2 separate regions of the Homo sapiens genome follow, and region 2 is linked to region 1. A link is an interaction called in ENCODE POLR2A ChIA-PET data of the cell type or tissue named here. Cell type or tissue: OCI-LY7. All regions are shown on one strand. Each heading gives the region's core, and the rest is flanking DNA. Links, peaks and the distances in the headings are about the cores only. Region 1 overlaps MEX3C (mex-3 RNA binding family member C). Region 2 has its middle 91 kb from the start of LINC01630.

The links. ChIA-PET counts read pairs that join two places held together with the same protein. Peaks named below come from ENCODE experiments on the same cell type or tissue, not always from the same donor. Only the 100,000 strongest peaks of a DNase experiment are listed, where the experiment ranks them.
Region 2: POLR2A ChIA-PET joins it to region 1 with 10 read pairs; 1 of 35 experiments calls an interaction of 5 or more read pairs at or near these places.

The regions. Positions count from the first base shown.
Region 1 is chr18:51,187,097-51,191,507 of GRCh38, reverse strand. The region is part of intron 1 of MEX3C (mex-3 RNA binding family member C); the gene reads left to right. Among named protein-coding and RNA genes, the nearest start is that of MEX3C, 8.4 kb to the left of the region's middle. In OCI-LY7, for the core only: no CTCF peak of the experiment used is centred there; a DNase peak (open chromatin) is centred at 207; H3K4me3 peaks cover 435 bases; H3K27ac peaks cover 493 bases.
Region 2 is chr18:51,299,207-51,303,617 of GRCh38, reverse strand. No RefSeq gene overlaps it. Among named protein-coding and RNA genes, the nearest start is that of LINC01630, 91 kb to the left of the region's middle. In OCI-LY7, for the core only: no CTCF peak of the experiment used is centred there; no DNase peak of the experiment used is centred there; H3K27ac peaks cover 616 bases.

The DNA.
Region 1 (4,411 bases), core at 130-4,129:
TGTTATGCTGTGGTTAACAAAGAACTCTGACACCTCAGTGTTAAAACAACTATGGTTTATTTCTTGTTCATAGGGGCTCTGCTCATTTTAGTCATTCAGGGACACAGGCCAACAGCAGCCACCATCTCCAGTGTTACTGATCTTCTGTTGTGCCAGAAGATGAAAGACTACAGCATAGCACATACTGGTCTTAAAATGTTAGATCCGGAAGTAATGCTTATCACATCTGCTCATATTTCATTAAAGCAAATCATCTGGCCACACCTAACTTCAAAAGGCTGAGAAAGTATATGACAACTATGTGCCCACAAGGAGAGCCATGATGACTACTACAGTACTATTTTATAATTTATAGGATTGTTATAGAATTCTAAACAGTGTCATTCCTGCCATGTAGAATTTGTAACCAAACTCAAGATGAGAAAGTAGATAATGTTCATAAGATACTAAAGGAGTGTATTTGCACTTAAAAATAAAAAAAGCTTTTTAAGAAGCTCCAAGTAGATCATGGATAGTTATGTTTAAATCTCCATTGATATTCAGGTGATCCTTAAGTGATACCTTTTTTATTAAACTGCATTCTTAATGCTTCCCAAGTAGCTTATATGCCATAATTTGTGGATTTACTTTTAACATTTTCCCCATGCTACCATTAGTTACTATATAGAGACTTACAAAGATTAAATCTGATATTTAAGCCTTGAAAATAATTTTCTAATGTTAGGATTACCAAACCCAGATATACTAAATTGAATGTATGCATAGTCTAATACTGTTTGAGTAGTTCAAGTCTTTATTCTATAACTGACTTTGAGAATTTTAAGTTACACTAACTATAGGACCTCTTCCATGCCAGTGTTTGAGATGTAAGGACACTTCAAGTGTTTGTTGCCCTTGTCCGGTAAGTACGGACTACAATTCCTCATTGCATGCAGAGAAGCCTGGTTTGGTCACAAGTAAAGTCTATCATGGAATAATAAGACTAAGCCTTAAAATAATAAAAGAAAATCCTTTAATGAAAACTGCAGATGTAGTTGAAGGTAAGCATAAGTAATTTGGTCTTGAACATGATTGAAGGGGAAGTGGGGAGGGAATGGCTTCAAACAACTAGAAAAGATCTCCCAAAATGGTTACCAATGTAAAAGTATATATTTGCATTTGGGGCTGACCTTTTTATTATTATTTCCCTTCTCTGTGCCTCCCTTTCCCTTTGCCTTCTCTTCTGCCTTTCTACCAGTGCCATTTAGTATAATGCAGGAAAGGACATTGGACTTGGAGTTAGAAACCTTGTGTTTTGCACTTGCTGCCTGTGACCTTGGATAAATCACTTAACCTCTCTGAGCCTGTTTTCTCTTCTGGAAAAAACCTACTTCATCTACTTGTTCTTCCAGGTTTCTCTCTCCCCTCTCCCTCATTTGTTGTGAGGATCAAGTCTGAGAAGATAGCATTAGTAGAAATTGACAGTACAATTGAAAGTACAGAGATGATAAATTATATATCAGATAAGGTAAATTTTTACTGCTAAATTTCTTTTATACTCTGAACAAATGCTAGTTAAAGCCAAAAAATGTCATTTTAGTAAGTTTTTCGTAGGCTATACCAATAAATTATGTAAGTTATATTTTTTAAATTTATAATATGTCTTAAAATTTATTTAAAATCAGAGCTTTGGAAATGTATTTCCTGGCAAAGAACTAAGCAAGTCTGGAAGAGAATCATTTACAAATGAATCTAATTCCATTGTATGGTACCCAGACAGATAATTCTAAGGTTTCTGTTAACATTCTCCAAAGAGCATGAACATAATTTCAAGCTCCCCAGTTAGGAAAACTTCTGCCTTTCATCTCTAATTTACACCCTCTTCTGGTTTTTTCTTTCAGGTTTACTGAAAGGCCAAATAATAAAACTTTTCATTAAATATTTTTTATTGTCTTGTCTAAAATAAGTGAAAAAAGAGGGGTTTTAGATTTAATTTAACTTCTGTTTTTTAAAATACCTTGTACATGCAGGGAATTCTTCTCCACTCCTAAAAATACACTAGAAATATTCTTATTGGGATTTAGGAAAATAAGGCAGCTTGAGAGAACATTGGTTTAGGGGTCACTAGTTTATAACTGGACAATTTTAGGCTTCGGTTTTCCTCATGTCTAAAATGAGATTTAACTAGGTGGTCTGTCACATTTCTTATATTCTGATTTTTGTCCAAAGAGAGTCCCTAAAATGAGGTAAAAGTAAACCAGATTTCATATTACCAGTTAGATTGACTTTGCAAAATCTTCTCAATTTTGCAAAGTTTATGATATGTTTTATCTTTAGGAGTTTCTTTAAATGTTTTTAACTCCCTATAAAAATCAGTTCACTTGTCTTTTAATAACAACAAACTTGTGTCAGGCACTGTGCAAAAACTACATGTGTCATCTCATTTAATCCATTCTTAATTCCACCGAACAGATAAACAAGTCTATGGAGTTACAAACAACTTATCCAAGGTCTCAAGCCATTATTGTTTGAGACTTCAACGTGCCTATCTCAGTAAGTGGTAGAACAAGTAGACAAAAATCAGCAAGGATATTGTAGAAGATCTGACTACTGTCACCAACCAACAGTATAAGAAAAGAAAATAGGTCACTATGTGTACATGAACATGTATCACTAAATACTTTCAGTGCTTGAAGTTAATACAAGTCAGTGAAGGTAGAACTGAATCTTAGTCATCTTTGCATTATTAATATTGGTTAAAGTACCTAAAACAAAGTGGAATACTTCCTTTTTATTTTATTGAACTAAATTTTTTTCTTATAAACTTGCCATTTTATTGTTTATATCATTGTACTTTCCATATTGTTTTAATTGGGGTTTTCTTCCCTCTTGCCTTTATTCCCAGCATTTTTTTTAATTTTTTTTTTTTTTGAGACAGGGTCTCACTCTGTCGCCCAGGCTGGAGTGCAGTAGAGCAATCTCAGCTCATTGCAACCTCCGCCTCCCAGGCTCAAGTGATCCCCAGTAGCTGGGACGGTAAGTGCACACCACCACGCCTGGCTAGTTTTTTGTATTTTTGGTAGAGACGGGGTTTTACTATGTTGCCCAGGCTGGTCTTGAACTTCTGAGCTGAAGCTGAGCTCAAGCAGTCCACCCACCTCGGCCTCCCAAAGTGCTGGGATTACAGGCATAAGTCACCACAACTGGCCAAACAGCTTTTTATGTAAGGACCCAGTCAACCTCAAGTTGTTTGGCACTTTTGTTTGAAGTACAGTAGATGCTACTTGATTGAAGGCATTAAATGTTTATATGAATACTGATAATGAAACTAAAATCACATAAATGAAGGTGTTTGAAGTATTGTCATAGTAATCCCTAAAGTGAGACAAACAGTATTCTTGCCTTAAAATAGCTACAAGGAGGCCACTTGAACCCTAGAAAGGAAAGCTATTAGTTTTATATTATGCATTTAGGAATACATTGCATTCTTAAATTATTACTTAAAATGTTGAATTAATGTTGTGTACATGAAACATTCTTACTGGGATTTAGTTGATACTCATTAGTCTTTGAAGATAGAATACTAGAATTGATTAATAGAACTAATGGCAATTCCATATTTACTGTAACACCTTAATACAGTATTTTATGTGTTTCTATAAAATGAAAGGAGCTTTTGAATATTCTGTCTAGACTATTCCAAGGGGAAAGGGACCTTATTTTGTATAAAATTATTAATACAACCCCTTCATTCATTCTTATATATCATGAAACGTGAGATGATTTAGGGTTTTTGTTTGTTTTTGTTTTTGTTTTTTTTGAGACGGAGTTTCGCTCTTATTGCCCAGGCTGGAGTGCAGTAGTGTGATCTCTGCTGACCTCAACCTCCGCCTCCCGGGTTCGAGCGATTCTTCTGTCTCAGCCTCCCAAAATGATGTGTTTTTAGGGGAAAATAGTGTGATGAAAGGAGTGTGGACTTAAGACAACTTGGGCTAAGCACTTAATAACAGGCATTGTAGTAAGCATTTTTAATACATTATTTCATTTAATCTTTGCAAAAAACAAACGAAGGAAGTATCTTTAATCATAGTTTGCCCTAACGTTGAAACAGCAGGTTCCGAGTCCTGCAGATAGTCAGTTTTTTGCTGCTTATATTGTTTCCCTTGAACTGGACCTTAATGGATTCATACATGATAGCTATAATAATGAGTTGTGCCTATGTTTGTATTATTCTTAAGTTCGTGGAGCCTTTCACACATACAGTTTTATCTTTTCCAAATGGCCATGTTTGTTATTCAGATAACTCAGGGAGGAAAAGGAATACTAGGAGGGTTTTCCAGATTATGTAAGGAAATACCCGAGCAGAGATAGAAGAGGAACAAGACATGTTTGGGGGATGAAGTCTGGGAGAAGGTGGGTTGTGGCCACTTAA
Region 2 (4,411 bases), core at 272-4,271, 110 kb before region 1:
ATAGCAGCACCAGTAGCAGCAGAAGCAAAGGAGTAGACGTACTTCACCTCCTTGCCCTCATTACTTTCCCGACCTCCCTCATCTACCAGTCTCCTCCTCACTCACTGTACTCCAAACACACTGACCTTCCTGTTGTTCCTTGAACATGCCAGGCATACTTTTACACCAGGGCCTTTGAACTTGCTCTTCCATTAGCCTGGAATTCTCTTCCCTAAATATGCATATGGCTTATTTACTCCCCAATCTTAGAATTTTTCTGAATGGGACCTTTCTAACAGGATGAATGACAATCTATCCCCTTGTCCTTCTTCCAACACTACCCATCTCTCCTTTCCCTTTCTGCATAATGCATATCACCATCTCACATACTATAAATTGTATTTATGTTATTTGTTATCTTGCTAGAATGTAAGCTCCATGAAGGCAAGAATTTTTCTGTGCTAAACTTGCTGCTGTACCTCAACTGCCTAGAACAGTGCCTACTACATAGTAGGTGCTCAAAATGAATTATTAAAGGAATAAAAAGTAGAACTCCTCAAAGTGCATTATGTGAACCATTGGTAGTACTCAGGATAACTTTAGGTGGCATATGGACTAGTATTTTTATAATCACAGATTTAATAACATGTTTAAAAATTTGAACAATATCAAAAATGATTTTATGAATATAATTACTTAGCATGAGATTGTTTTTTAAAAGTGAGTAGATTTTAAAATGATTTAAATAAAAATATTAGGTAAATAGTAAAGAAAAATATTAGGTAAATAGAAATATAATCTCCACACAGACATGACAGGGATCTGCAAAAGACTGACATTCGACTTCTACTAGAATAATGATAAGTCATTTGATTATGTTGGTATCGTGATTTTTTCTAAAATTGTAGCCTCTACATTAAAAGTAACAGTATTTTGTTCTCAATATATCTGGGACGTGTCAGTGTGGCATTTCTATCTATTCAATATGCACAGGAACCCCAAAGGTTCAGAATCTATTTCAATTTGGTGTTCTGTACAAGTCTAATATATGCTTCATGATGAAAATAATAAATGGCAATAATAATAGCTAACATTTATTGAGCATTTATGGCTAAGCATTTTAGATTCATTATTGCATTCATTCCTTGCAATCTTATGAAGTCTAAAAATCCAAAATACTCCAAAATCTGAAACTTTTTGAGCACCAACATGATGCCACAAGTGGACAATTTCATACCTGACCTCATGTGACAGGTCACAGTCAAAATGCACAAAATTATTAAACGTCTTGTATAAAATTACCTTCAGGCTATGTGTAAAAGGTGTATGTGAAACATAAAGGAATTTTGCATTTATATGTGTTTCATCCCCAAGATATCTCATTATGTATATGCAAATATTACAAAATCTGAAAAAATTCAAAAACCAAAACACTTCAGGTCCCAAGTATTTCAGATAAGGAATACTCAACCTGTGTTAAAAATCTCACTTTACAAATGAGAGAACTAAGGAACAGAAAGTTCTATGAATTTGTTCAAGTTATCACAACTAACAAGTGAGTTAGAATTCAAAGCCAGACAGTCTGACTTCAGAGCACAGTTTTTTATTTTGATTTTTTGTAGAAACGGAGACTTGCTATTTTGTCCAAGCTGGTCTCAAACTCCTGACCTCTAGTGATCCTCCTGCTTTGGCCTCCTAAAGTGCTGGGATTACAAGCATGAACCACTATGCCCAGCCAGAGCCCAGCCTTTTAACGGTAATGTTTTTGCTTTTCAAACAGTGATGTTTATAATTTTTATTTATTGATTTTTAATATATAGGAAAAATCCAACTTAATTCTCTGTTTTTTAAGAAAATCTCTCGGCCCACATTATAAATGAATAGGAAATTAACCTATCTCCTCCTCCCCTTCTCTCCCCTTTATTACTCATTTTTGATTGGTTATATTTGTTTCTTCTATTATTTTACTTTATATGTGTGCATGTACTGGTATCCTGTTGCTTGATTTAGCAAACTTAATATCTTTGCATCACCTGCTATGAAAACAGAGAAGATCTGATACTTACACTGCTGCCCGCCTTCTCACTTCCTCTACCATCTGGTGCTTTTAGTTATCATTTTTCTACAATGCCTTTCTTTATAAATTTTATGAGTTCCGTAACCATAATTGCCACTGCTGTATTAGTTTTATTCCTGTCAATCTTTATGCTCTGGTTCTGTATTCATCTTTTGGACAGCTAAATTTTGTCGTTTAGTGTTTTTTCAAGATCTTACAGGAACTGTATTCAAGACTGTTATGTACATCTGTGCAGGCTGTACACTGCCCATATCCAGGGAGCACCATTCATTCATATTAGAGTCTATGCAAAAAGTGGCCTTATGTGGCAGCCATGAATATATCCTTTAAGTTCTGTTATTTGAAAATATTTGTCAGTTGCTTATTTACTTTTACACAGTTTAGCTGGATGCAAAACTATTGAGTCATTTTCCACCCCAAGGACTCTATAATCGTCGTACTATTCATTGTTCTAGTGTTATCTAGAATTGAGTAATACCATAAAGAAGTGCGAAGCCAGTCTGTGTGCCAGACTTGATCTTTATGAATTCTTGAAAGTTAGAGGATCAGAGTTCTGCCATCCTGATAGGTGAGAAATACAGTAGTCCCAACTTATCCACAAGGGATACAATCAAAGACTCCCAGTGAATGCAAGAGTACCAAACCCTGTATCTATTGTGTTTTTCCTCTACATACCCAGGATAAAGTTTAATTTATGAATTAGGCACTGTAAGAGAGTAATAAAAATAACTAATAATAAAATAAAACAATTATAACAATATACTGTAATAAAAGTTATGTAAATGTACTCTTTCAAAATATCTTATTGTATTGTACCACAGATAATGGAAACCATGGAAAGCAAAACCACAGATAAGGGGGACTACTGTAATATTTTATTGTAGCATTAATGGACACTTCTTTTATTATTCCTTTTGGTATTTTACATATATAATTAAATATAATATAATTATATAGTATTTAATTATATAGTATAATATATTACTATATAATATAATTATTGATATATAATATGATTATATTATATATTTATATATTAATTATATGCTATATAATTAATATATAATATATAATTAGTACATTAATATATAAGTATTAATATATAATGTAATTATTATGTTATATATTATATATTATAAATTAATTATAATATATAATATAATTATATATTAGTTATAATTATTATATGTTATATATTAATTATATAACTAATATATAATTATGTTATGTAATAATTACTTTATATATTAATAATAGAATTGTGCATTTATAATTATTAATTATATATTGACATATACATAATATATAACTATTACAATACAAATTTGTGTGATTTTATATTAATACTATAGTGTATAATATTTTATGCATTTGCTTATTATTATAAGCAAAGTTCAGCATCTTTTCGTGTGTTAAGGTCCTTTTAATTTATTTTTCTATGAACTGGCTGTTCCTGTCCTTGGTTCATTTTTCTATTGGTTTGTAGGTCTGTCTCCTGGTGATTTCTAGCAGTCCTTTACATATTAGATTAGCCCCTTGCAGCTCAAGGCCTGCTTCGTCCAGGAAACTTCCCATGAGTTATATACTAAGATGGAATAATAGTTCCAGCAAAGTAGCAGACAGAGAAGGGGTTTGACATGGGGAACCCTGTCTCTAAAAAAATTTAAAAGTATGAAAAAAATGAGACTCTAGCACATAAAAAGAAAGAAAGGCTGGGTACTGTGGCTCACACCTGTAATCCCAGCACTTTGAGAGGCCGAGATGGGTGGATCTCTTGAGGCCAGGAGTTCAAGACCAAGCTGGGCAACATGGCAAAACCTTATCTCTACTAAAAATACAAAAATTAACAAGGCCTGGTGGTGCACGCCTGTAGTCCCAGCTACTCGGGAGGCTGTGTCAGCTGAAACCCAGGAAGCAGAGGTTGCAGTAAGCCGAGATTGCACCACTGCACTCCAGCCTGGGCAAACAGTGAGACTGTCTCAAATTAAAAAAAAAAAAAAAAAGAGAGAGAGAGTGAGACATAAACCATGGAGTTAGTGTATGTGCCCCCAGAGAAGTCAGGGGGCATGCTATGACTTCAAAATGAGATTGAGGCTAGAAGTCAGGAAGACAATAGATGTCAGGTACTGGTAGAAGGAAAAGAATGGTAGAAAGAGATCAAAGAATTTGTTGAGAGTGCTAAATAAAAAAATTGGAGGCCAGGCATGGTGGCTCACACCTGTAATCCCAACATTTTGGGAGGCCAAAATGGGTGGATCATCTGAGGTCAGGAGTTCAAGACTAGCCTGACCGGCATGGTGAAACCCTGTCTCTACTAAAAATACAAAAATTAGCCAGGCATAGTGGCACACGCCT